3 separate regions of the Homo sapiens genome follow, and regions 1 and 2 are each linked to region 3. A link is a contact called in ENCODE Hi-C or POLR2A ChIA-PET data. All regions are on one chromosome and are shown on one strand. The core of a region is the stretch at or near the end of the contact, and the rest is flanking DNA. Distances in the headings are between cores, read along the strand shown. Region 1 overlaps PRKCH (protein kinase C eta). Region 2 holds the start of PRKCH (protein kinase C eta). Region 3 has its middle 33 kb from the start of HIF1A.

Region 1 (3,260 bases), core at 338-2,837, 270 kb before region 3:
AAAAAAAAATCTTTGAGATCATATGTGGAGGCTGTGTTAGAAACGCTAGGCCAATGCCAGGCACAGTGACTCACACTTGTAATCCCAGTGACTTGAGAGGCTGAGGTGGGAGGATTGCTTGAGCCTAAGAGTTTGAGACTGGGCAACATAGTGAGACCTTGTCTCTACATACATACATACATACCTAGATAAGCAGGCAAGCTGGTTATGGTGGCACATGCCTATAGTCCTAGCTACTTGGGAGGCTGAGGCAGGAGAATCGCTTGAGGCTGGGAGTTCAAGGCTGCAGTGAGCTATGATTGTGCCACTGCACTCCAGCCTGGGAGACAGTGAGACCCTGTCTCAAAAAAAAAAAAAAAGAGAAAAAATGCTAAATAATGATGCCATAGACTTTTCAGATTGGAAGAGTGAGGCTCAGTGTGGTAAAGGACCTTGCCCAGGGTCCAGAACCAGCTGTGACAGAATCAGACTAGAGTTCTTGGCCTGGTCTAGTAGGGGGGCTCTTTCCACTGTACCATGTGACTATTTGCAGCTTATTTTAAATTTAATATTTGACCAAAAATGGTCATTCGTATCTCTAGTGAAACTTCTCTATATGCCAGTCTTCCTCTTCAGATGAAAGGTCAAAGGCAGAAATGGAGCCACAGCCAAAGAAAGAGAAAAATAAAATAAAAATGGAGCCATGGGCAGAATCTGAAAAGATTTATTTAAGGACAATTGTAAATTCATGTATTTGAGTCCACAAGAGCCTCACAATGCAAGGCTTAGAGGTGTTCATGGATAGTGAAGTTAGCATCCGGTAGGAAGAGGGGAGTCCGCCCACCTAAGCTAGTGGTGATCAGAACAGAGCCAGAGGTGCTGTTCATCCTGGGCGCCATGCTGTATGGGGTCTTTCGGAAACTGGACTATATGCAGAGGACGACACCATATGAAAAGACTTCAAGCTGCATTGCTTGCAGAATGCATGTCTTGATATTTCAGCTGATAGGTAACTTCAAGGTATGTTGATACTCCCGTGACTAATTAAGAGTAGCAGTCCGACACAGTGTCTCACGCCTGTAATCCCAGCACTTTGGGAGGCTGAGGCGGGAGGATCATTTGAAGTCAGGAGTTCGAGACCAGCCTGGCCAACATGGTGAAACCCCATCTCTACTAAAAAATACAAAAACAGATCAGATGTGGTGGCACACGCCTGTAATCCCAGCTACTCAGGAGACTGAGGCAGAATTGCTTGAACCTAGGAGATGGAGGTTGCAGTGAGCTGAGATCATGCCACTGCACTCCAGCCTGGGCAACAAAGTGAAACTACCTCTCTCTCTCAAAAAAAAAAGAGTAGTGAATGCAAGGCTCCTAAACTTCCTTCCCTAGTGCTTCCTTAAGATTGACCAGACTTTGGTGGAAATATGTAGCAGAGACTCTTTATACTTTTTACTCCATAAAACTAAAGATTTGCAGTTGACCAAGCCACATGTGTTCATTACCTTGTATGTTGCCGTTATTTCTCTATTTCATATTCTTGCCATGTGGTTTAGTAAAATGCTGCTCTTATAAGCCATATGCATAAGATATGGAGGTCTCAAAAACAATTACCAAGTATGTGGATGTGCCTGTCTATATTATGACAAGCCAAAAATGGGAGAGAATAAAATTCAAGAGGAAGGAAACTGATAAAATGTGGTTTCTTTTCAGTCTTTACAGTTTTTTGAGCTTTCACTTGTTTCCCTGCCACTCTACTATTTAATGAAAGACTTAGATTTATTTGATTTGTGGCTGTGATTTACACATTAGGCCTCTCTGTGATGAATTGTTTAAGGCCCACAAAAATATTTTAAAACTAACATATAATATACATTTTTTTTTCTCTTTGTAGGTGGATCTCGAGCCAGAGGGGAAAGTATTTGTGGTAATAACCCTTACCGGGAGTTTCACTGAAGGTAAGAATGAGTTTTGGGTAGTTTCCAGAATACATGTAATCTTGGTTTACACTCAGTAGGAATTTCTATCATGGACATTATAAAAAAGAGCATGTTGTAAGAGATGCTTAAAAAATCACTTTCATAAGTTGGGCTGGCTAGTATTTTGTTGCCCAGTGGTCTATTGGTTCAGGTTGCCAAATTAAATATATTTGCTAAATCTGGCAATCTCACGTTTCATTTAACACACTCAATGAGTTTTTGTTTTTAGCCAGTGTCATCGTAGCTGAATGGTTTTTGCGTCTTTTTGGTTCATGACTGTGGAACTCTACGTCTTTGGTTTTGTGCCATCTTTTAGTTTGCCTGTGAATGTCTATGAAAGAAATTTAGGGATCCAGTTATCTTCTTTATAATCTCTATCTCATTTGTGACCTGTAAGGGATTCTGTTCTTCATCTGTGGCTACCGTACTCCCTACTCCCCCATCCAATATTTTTTTTACTTGAGGTAAAATTTATATGGGGGTGAAATGATAGATCAGAAGTGAACAATTTGAATTTTGACAAATGCATACAACTGCATAACCAGCACCCCAATCCAAGATACAGGACATTTCCATTATTGTGAACATTTCCCTGTACCCTTTTTCAATCCCCTGCTCCCAGAGGCAATAAGTAAAGTGCTTTATTTCACCACAGGTTAGTTTTACCTACCCTAGAAGTTCATATACATGGAATTATACAGTATATTCTCTTTTATGTCTGGTTTCTTTCACTCAGCATAGTTTTTAGAAGATTCATATCATTGTGTATATCAGTATTTTTTTCATTTTATTTCTGAGTAGTAGTATCCCATTATATAAATGTAGCATCCATTTGTTTACCCATTCTCCTCTTGGTGGACTTTTGGGGTTTTTCCTATTGTTGTCTATTATGAATAATGCTTTTATTAACCTTCTTACACATAAATTTTTCTGGACATAACACTTTCATTTATCTTGGATAATTATATAGGAGTGGAATTGCTGGGTAATAAAGTAGGTGTGTGTGTAACTTCAGAAGAAACTTCCAGATGGTTTCCAAAGTGGTTTTATTATACTCCCACCAGCAATGCATGAGAGTTCCAATTACTTCATATCCTCATTAACACTTTCTATGGCCATTGCTTTTCATCGTAGACATTCTAGTGGGTATGAAATTATATCCTGTGGGTAAATTTGCATTTCCCTGATGGTGAGTACTTTCTCACATGCTTATTGGTCATTTGTTTGTTTATTTGATAATTTCCAGTTCCAGTCTTTTGTCCTGTTTTCTAAAATTGGATTTGTCTTTCTATTATTGATTTAGAG
Region 2 (3,343 bases), core at 66-2,565, 340 kb before region 3:
AACCAGTATAGCAAGACAGAATGTAATCAAGTATCTTAAGAGTGGCCTAGGCTTGGCTGGGTGCTGTGGCTCACGCCTGTAATCTCAGCACTTTGGGAGGCCGAGGCAGGCGAATCACTTGAGGTCGGGAGTTTGAGACCAGCCTGACCAACATGGAGAAACCCTGTCTCTACTAAAAATACAAAATTAGCCGGGCGTGGTGGCGCATGCCTGTAATTCCAGCTACTCGGGAGGCTGGGGCAGGTGAATCGCTCGAACCTGGGAGGCGGAGGTTGCGGTGAGCCGAGATGGCGCCATTGCACTCCAGCCTGGGCAACAAAAGCGAAACTCCGTCTCAAAAACAACAACAACAACAACAACAAAAAGTGGCCTAGGCTTTTTGGGGAACAAATTGGTTGTGGCTGGCCCTCAGGGAGCAAGCTTTGCGGCATAGCAGCGTAGGCTAAAAGGTCCTCCCCGGAGACAAAATCTGCAGGGACCACGGGGTGGGAAGCATCAGAAGGCTGCCCACTCTGACTGCAAATACAACAAGCTGGAGTGTTCCTAGAAGAGGCAATTTCTTCCGCGTGTGTGTTGGGGACAGCCTGTGTGTGTGAACATTTTCTGCCCTTGCCGCGCAGAGCTGGGTGGACCAGAAACCACCCGCAGAGGAAGAGACTTATTACCTCTTGGCCATGTCTGTCTCCAGAAGAACCGACCTTTCCTGCTCTATGTGCAACAAGACACACCTTCCGAGGAAGGAGGCGAACAGGATTTCCATCATTACTACTGCCCTATTAAAACACACACATACACACAACTGTGTAATTAGCCTCTGCAGGAAAGGCGCACAAACAGGATGCGTTCGAGCTGACCCCGGGATGAGCCATCCCTGTAAATATTAGGAAAAAGAACCTCCCCGCCGTGCCCCCGCCTCCGGCCAGGGCCTCTTGGGGATGGCCCTGCAGGGTCACCAGCCCACCGGGGAGGTTGGGAGAGAGGGGGCGGGCGACTCCTCGCCGCGCGGGTTCCTGGCTGGAGCGCCCTCCTCTGCGTCCTCCCAACCTTCCATCGCTCCCCAGGTCAGTCTACCACGCCTCAGGTGTTTGCTCGGGCTGGGCCACGAACCCTTTCCTTTTTGGCCTGCGCCCGGGGTGGCCCCTAACCCGCAGCGCACGGCCAGACCCAGCGCTACAAGGAGGGCGCGCAGGGCGGCGCAAGCGGGCACTGGCCTCCCGGGGGCTTGCGCGGGGATCCACCCACCGCAGGGCCGGGCCGCGGACCGCGGGCCACGCCCCTGGGGTCCGGAAGGCGCGGGAGCGGACGCGGGGGTTCTGTGAACTTGGAACCTGGCGGTGCGAGGTTCTCGCCGGGGATGCGGCGGCGGCAGCTGCTTCCTGGTTTGAAGCTCGCCGAGTGGGGGAGAGCGTGAGCCTTCGGAGGCGGGGGCAGGAGGAGAAGCAAGAGGAGGCGGGGGAAGAGACGCTTGGGGCTGGGGCTCACCGGACGGGTAGGTCCGGCTCTCCAGGGAGAGGAGCTGCCCGGCCCTGGAGAAGGGGCGAGTCCTGCGCGAGTCCCCGGGAGGCGCCGCGCGCTTGGAAGGGACGGTCGGGCTTCCCCGGCCCGCTGAGGGCTCGGCGGCGGGCTCCCCTCCTTTCCACCTCGGGAGGGAGGGAAGGAGGGGAGGGAAAAGTCCCACGGAGGAGGCAGAATGGCCAGTCGAGGGGCGCTTAGGCGCTGCCTTTCCCCAGGGCTGCCTCGACTCCTGCACCTGTCCCGAGGGCTGGCCTGAGACGGGACTCCCGGTTCTCCCGCTGCGAAGCAGCGCGGCCCCCCGGGGCCGGGGCAGCGGCGCCGGCATGTCGTCTGGCACCATGAAGTTCAATGGCTATTTGAGGGTCCGCATCGGTGAGGCAGTGGGGCTGCAGCCCACCCGCTGGTCCCTGCGCCACTCGCTCTTCAAGAAGGGCCACCAGCTGCTGGACCCCTATCTGACGGTGAGCGTGGACCAGGTGCGCGTGGGCCAGACCAGCACCAAGCAGAAGACCAACAAACCCACGTACAACGAGGAGTTTTGCGCTAACGTCACCGACGGCGGCCACCTCGAGTTGGCCGTCTTCCACGAGACGCCCCTGGGCTACGACCACTTCGTGGCCAACTGCACCCTGCAGTTCCAGGAGCTGCTGCGCACGACCGGCGCCTCGGACACCTTCGAGGGTTGGGTGAGTAGCGGTGACCCCTTCCCTTTGTGTCCACCCAACCCCCGTTCCCCTTATGTTTTTCAAAACTCACCCGGGTCCCGCTTTCCCATCGCTTTGTGGCTGAGGGAATTCCCTCCAGACTTTGGTCTTCGTCCACGTGGCCGCGGCACTGGTGACGCGACCGCGGTGGGTGTGTGCAGGCGCAGGTGTGTCTCCAGGAAGCCGGCCTGGACACGATCCCCTTTCAGGACAGCGGCTTGGCCTAACGGGAAGTCGGGCAGGGGTCCAGGGCGGTCACCCTTTCCGCCCAGTCTTTGGGTAAGGAGCTCCAACTTTCAGCACGAGAGTGATAGGTAGGAAAGGCAGGGAAGGAGTGATACAAAAGGGACTTGATTTGGGTAAAGTGCTTCAAGCGCTACTTAGGAGAAAGCCGTACATTCTCGCGAGTATTATTCATAATGTTTATGGATACATGTTGGTTCAGCCGCTCAGACGTGCACACGTGTTTCGGCTTGCACATCCCAGAGGTACATGAGCTACACTGGCAGGGAAATGAGCGCCTGGGTCTGCACGTTGGCAGTTTTATTATTTAGCATTTTTCCAAGGAGATGAGATTTACATATACTTGCAAGTAACTTAGTCAGTCCGAGGTGGGAGTCCTGCAGTGTGGGTTTCTGCTGCTATGGGTCTGAGAAGAGGCTGTAAGGACTCCTCAGGAGGTTGTTAACTGTCTTCCCTCCCCCCATCACCAGCCTGTGTTCCTGGGTATTGACGTGTAGCTACCCGCAGCTCTCCCCTTGCCTCTGCTTTTCACATAGTTCCCAGGAGGCATAATTTCTGCTGTAAATCAATTAAAACTTCTAGAGCGCTCTACACGGTGCTAACATGCTTTTACTGCCTAATCCTCACACTGTCTTTGTGATGCAGGTGTCATCGTTCCCACTTTGAGATGATGGAATGATAATTATAATAAAGTAGTCTGGTTTGGCAAAGTGGAGTACGCCATTTGAAGACTCTCAGGAGTTTAATAGTTTAAGTTCTGGAGGGAGTCAGTTTTGAACCCAATATCAGTATTGAAAATGTTTGAAATTTACAAGTGGTGAAATCAGATGGATGGTGATGAAGGCTCATTTAGGTATTTATTTTATACTTTGTGGAATTAG
Region 3 (3,379 bases), core at 526-3,025:
AAAGAGGTCAGAAGTCAATGTATATGTAGAATTTCAGACACTGTACCATCTTCCACAGGGATTACACTCAGAGGCCTAAACATGTCACAGGAAAAGTTGTTAGACTGTTTAAAGAAAATCAACAACCAGGCACAGTGGCTCATGCCTGTAATCCCAGCACTTTGAGAGGCCAAGGCAGGCGGATCACTTGAGGTCAGACATTCGACACTAGCCTGGCCAACATGGTGAAACCCCGTCTCTACTAAAAATCCAAAAATAAGCCGGGCATGGTGGTGGCGCATGCCTGTAATCCCAGTTACTCAGGAGGCTGAGGCAGGAGAATCGCTTGAACCCGGGAGGCGGAGGTTGCAGTGAGCTGAGATCGTGCCACTGCACTCTGGCCTGGATGACAATGAGACTCTGTCTCAAAAAAAAGAAAAAAAAAGAAAAGAAAATCAACTGGAAGAGGGTAAAAGGAAGCAAAATCTCTCTGCAACATTGGGGAGTGAATTTGCACAAAGGACGTTCCAAAACATCCATGAAGTTGACTGGAAAAAAAAATAGAAATACAAATGTAAAGTTTAAAGGAGCCCATGAACCTAAGGAAACAGATACTGGGGATTTTTGAGCTGAATACAAAACCTCTGAGAAGCAAAAGAAAAAATATGTTTGCCAAGAGGCGTCCTTTCCATATCTAAAGCAAAACCCACAAATACCCATGAGTAATATCATGCAGGTTATGAAGTTCCTATGCAAAACCAGCAACATTTTCATAAACCAGAATTGTTGGAACAGTTGCAGATATTCATTTAAAAAAATCTGACTGTATAACAGCTCTGAAACGCAAAGCTAGGCCACAAAAGTACATTTCACCACATATGTCAATTTTCTTGAACCCTCTCACTATCAGAGTTGCCCAGGTTTTAAAGTTCCAAAGTTAGTAAAGAGACTGTGAATCAGACACTAAAATATGTTCTTCTACTTTGTACTGTAGCAATGCCATATTTAAGAAAAATATGAAAATGAAACCAAAAAGCAAACAAGATTGTGGAATTCCCTGACATTGTATTATATTTTACCAGCAGCCTCTGTATTACACACTGGAATAGCTTAAATGTGTCTTTTTCAATTAATTTCCCTTTTTTTCCAGAAGAATAAAGAAGTACATTTATTACAGTAAATAAAGTTGGCATTGCTCATATTAAACAAACAGGATGTCTGAACTGTATGCATTAAAAGATTTCAGAATGACAAGGCAAGCAAATTACACATATTAGTGCTTATGCTTTCAGAAAGAATGGAATGCTCGGAAAGTACTAAATCACACGTAGGTACTAGAACAAGAAAAAAATGACAAGGGTGTAATTGGTGGTGAGGGTGGGAACTTTTTCTCGCTTAAAATACATTGGGCTCATTTGTGTCTGCAATGCATCAGTTCCCAGTGCAAGAAAAAAAAGCCACGAATATGGACAGACTCAAAGTCTTCTCCAAATGGAAGATCCAAATCAGAACCTTTGAGGAGGTTTGCCTCAGCACCTTCTGTAGAAGTGGTTGGCAGACACACAACTAGACACAAGGTAACATGGTAGAGCAGTGTTGAGAAGAGGATCCGCAGTGGTCTCCACTGCCCTGGCGGTGACCTTCTCCTCTGACTGTTCTGTATGTAACGGGACTGGCTTGTGCAGGCTGTTCAGCAAACCATAGGTCTGGTTTGCTATCCCCTGATCTTGTAGGTCATGTGATTGGACAAGCTCATTTGCCCTTGGGTGGATGGTGTTCAGTGACCCATCTTGCTGAGTCATGCTAAACCTGTTGAGCATGCAGCCTTAGTGCTTTAATGAAAGTGCCCTTCGTTGCATTTAGAAACAGTGACCCACCCTCTCCCTTCTTTGCTCTGTGTCTAAGTGTCATTGACACAGGACAGGGTTCCACACAGGATGTGATTCATATGAGCCAATCTTGAGTAGGTTTCTTGTGGTTTTTAGTTTTGTTTTAGTCAAAAGAAGGGAAACTTAACCATTTCCAATAGGTTTGATGAAGGTAAAAGCATTTCCCTCATTTTTCTGTCCATGCAAAAGAGCATACTGGGAGACCACAAAAGCCAAGGCGATTTGTGGGCCTATTCCCCCATTTCTCCCACCAGGTGTGGGAAAGAAGCAGAAATTTATGGCTTTGAATGGATTCTACAGATGCCAGAGTATAAGAAATTTCTAATCATTAAAAAGACCTCAAACGTGGCCAGGCGTGGTGGCTCACACCTGTAATTCCAGTATTTTGGGAGGCTGAGGTGGGCGGATCACCTGAGGTTGGGAGTTCGAAACCAGCCTGACCAACATGGAGAAACCCTGTCTCCCTTAAAAATGCAAAATTAGCTGGGCGTGGTGGCGGGCGTCTGTAATCCCAGCTACTCCGGAGGATGAGGCAGGAGAATCGCTTGAACCCAGGAGGTGAAGGTTGCGGTGAGCCGAGATCATGCCATTGCACTCTAGCCTGGGCAAGAAGAGCAAAACTCTGTCTGAAAAAAAAAAAAAACCCACAAACTTGTAAGGACCTTTAGAGTTGACCGAACACTTTCACATTAGTAATTTCATTTGTGCCATACAGCTTGCCCATGAGATAAGTCAGGGTTGGCCTCCTCTTTATGTGAGTTGATATTTTTAAAAATTAGAATGTACCGTAATACGCGTCCTGTATAAGTGATGTTCATTGTACAAGTAATTTTCATTGTTCCCCACTAGTGTAGATAAGGAATGTCCATAGGAAATTTTGTAACAGAGGCCATCCTCCAGCCCCCACAAATACATGCCTCACCCTACCCCAGTATATATGGAAGAATATGTTCAAGAGAAAGTGGCTGTTCACACCTTATTTTAATTTTTCTGAAACAGGAAGCAGGCAGAACAGCGGGGAAAAGGGAAGCTAACTCCTTCTTCCCCTTTCATTTTCTCTGGGGCTATGATGCAAAGCAATGCTACAGAATATTTTAACCCCAGCCAATCACCATAAGAGAACACATAATTAAAAGCATCAGAGGTAAGAGTTAAAGAAAATGATTTTCTAAGCTGTTTGCTTGTTTTGAAATAGAGACAGAGTCTCAGTATGTTGCCCAGGCTGGTCTCTAACTCTTGACCTCAAGCAGTTCTTCCACCTTGGCCTCCCAAAGTACTGGGATTACAGGCCTGAGGCAACACATCTGGCCCTAAGCTATTTTTTAAAAGACAATGTTTAACACATGATATGAACATATGTGTGTGGTAAGTAAAGTAGAATGAGATTTCTTTATTTTTTCTTTTTCTTTTCTTTTTTTTTCTGAGACAGCGTCCCACTCTGTCAGCCTGTCACTCAGGCTGGAGTGCAGTGGTACGATCATGGCTCACTGCAACCTCAGACTTCTGGACTC

What was found. Hi-C counts contacts between places; a loop is a spot of excess contacts on that map. ChIA-PET counts read pairs that join two places held with the same protein, here RNA polymerase II (POLR2A). Pooled maps may share reads with other maps.
Region 1: a loop to region 3 is called in a map with no recorded cell type, with 7 times the contacts of the local background. The contact joins two enhancer-like sites. A Hi-C loop is called at or near these places in 6 of 37 single-sample maps with no recorded cell type and 9 of 50 pooled maps. POLR2A ChIA-PET finds 5 or more read pairs at or near these places in 4 of 52 experiments (GM12878, activated naive CD4-positive, alpha-beta T cell and naive thymus-derived CD4-positive, alpha-beta T cell).
Region 2: a loop to region 3 is called in a pooled map, with 3 times the contacts of the local background. The contact joins the promoter of PRKCH here to the enhancer-like site in region 3. A Hi-C loop is called at or near these places in 1 of 168 maps with a recorded cell type or tissue (naive thymus-derived CD4-positive, alpha-beta T cell) and 10 of 50 pooled maps. POLR2A ChIA-PET finds 5 or more read pairs at or near these places in 4 of 52 experiments (CD4-positive, alpha-beta T cell, activated T-cell, activated naive CD4-positive, alpha-beta T cell and 1 more).

The regions. Positions count from the first base shown.
Region 1 is chr14:61,389,355-61,392,614 of GRCh38, forward strand. It overlaps PRKCH (protein kinase C eta), which reads left to right. Exons shown (of 14, transcript NM_006255.5): 2 at 1,871-1,934. Among named protein-coding and RNA genes, the nearest start is that of PRKCH-AS1, 68 kb to the left of the region's middle. Within about 2 kb of position 1,588, at least 4 of the 41 ENCODE cell types and tissues checked have a DNase peak (open chromatin) inside an H3K27ac peak, as active enhancers do.
Region 2 is chr14:61,320,264-61,323,606 of GRCh38, forward strand. It overlaps PRKCH (protein kinase C eta), which reads left to right and starts at 1,316. Exons shown (of 14, transcript NM_006255.5): 1 at 1,316-2,201. The coding sequence starts at 1,839. PRKCH-AS1 (PRKCH antisense RNA 1) reads right to left here and starts at 2,555. Exons shown (of 5, transcript NR_186042.1): 1 at 2,272-2,555. RefSeq lists silencers at 1,109-1,378, 1,529-1,698 and enhancers at 1,660-2,204, 2,205-2,748.
Region 3 is chr14:61,660,901-61,664,279 of GRCh38, forward strand. No RefSeq gene overlaps it. Among named protein-coding and RNA genes, the nearest start is that of HIF1A, 33 kb to the right of the region's middle. Within about 2 kb of position 1,776, at least 18 of the 41 ENCODE cell types and tissues checked have a DNase peak (open chromatin) inside an H3K27ac peak, as active enhancers do; they include CD4-positive, alpha-beta T cell, where a contact is called at or near this core.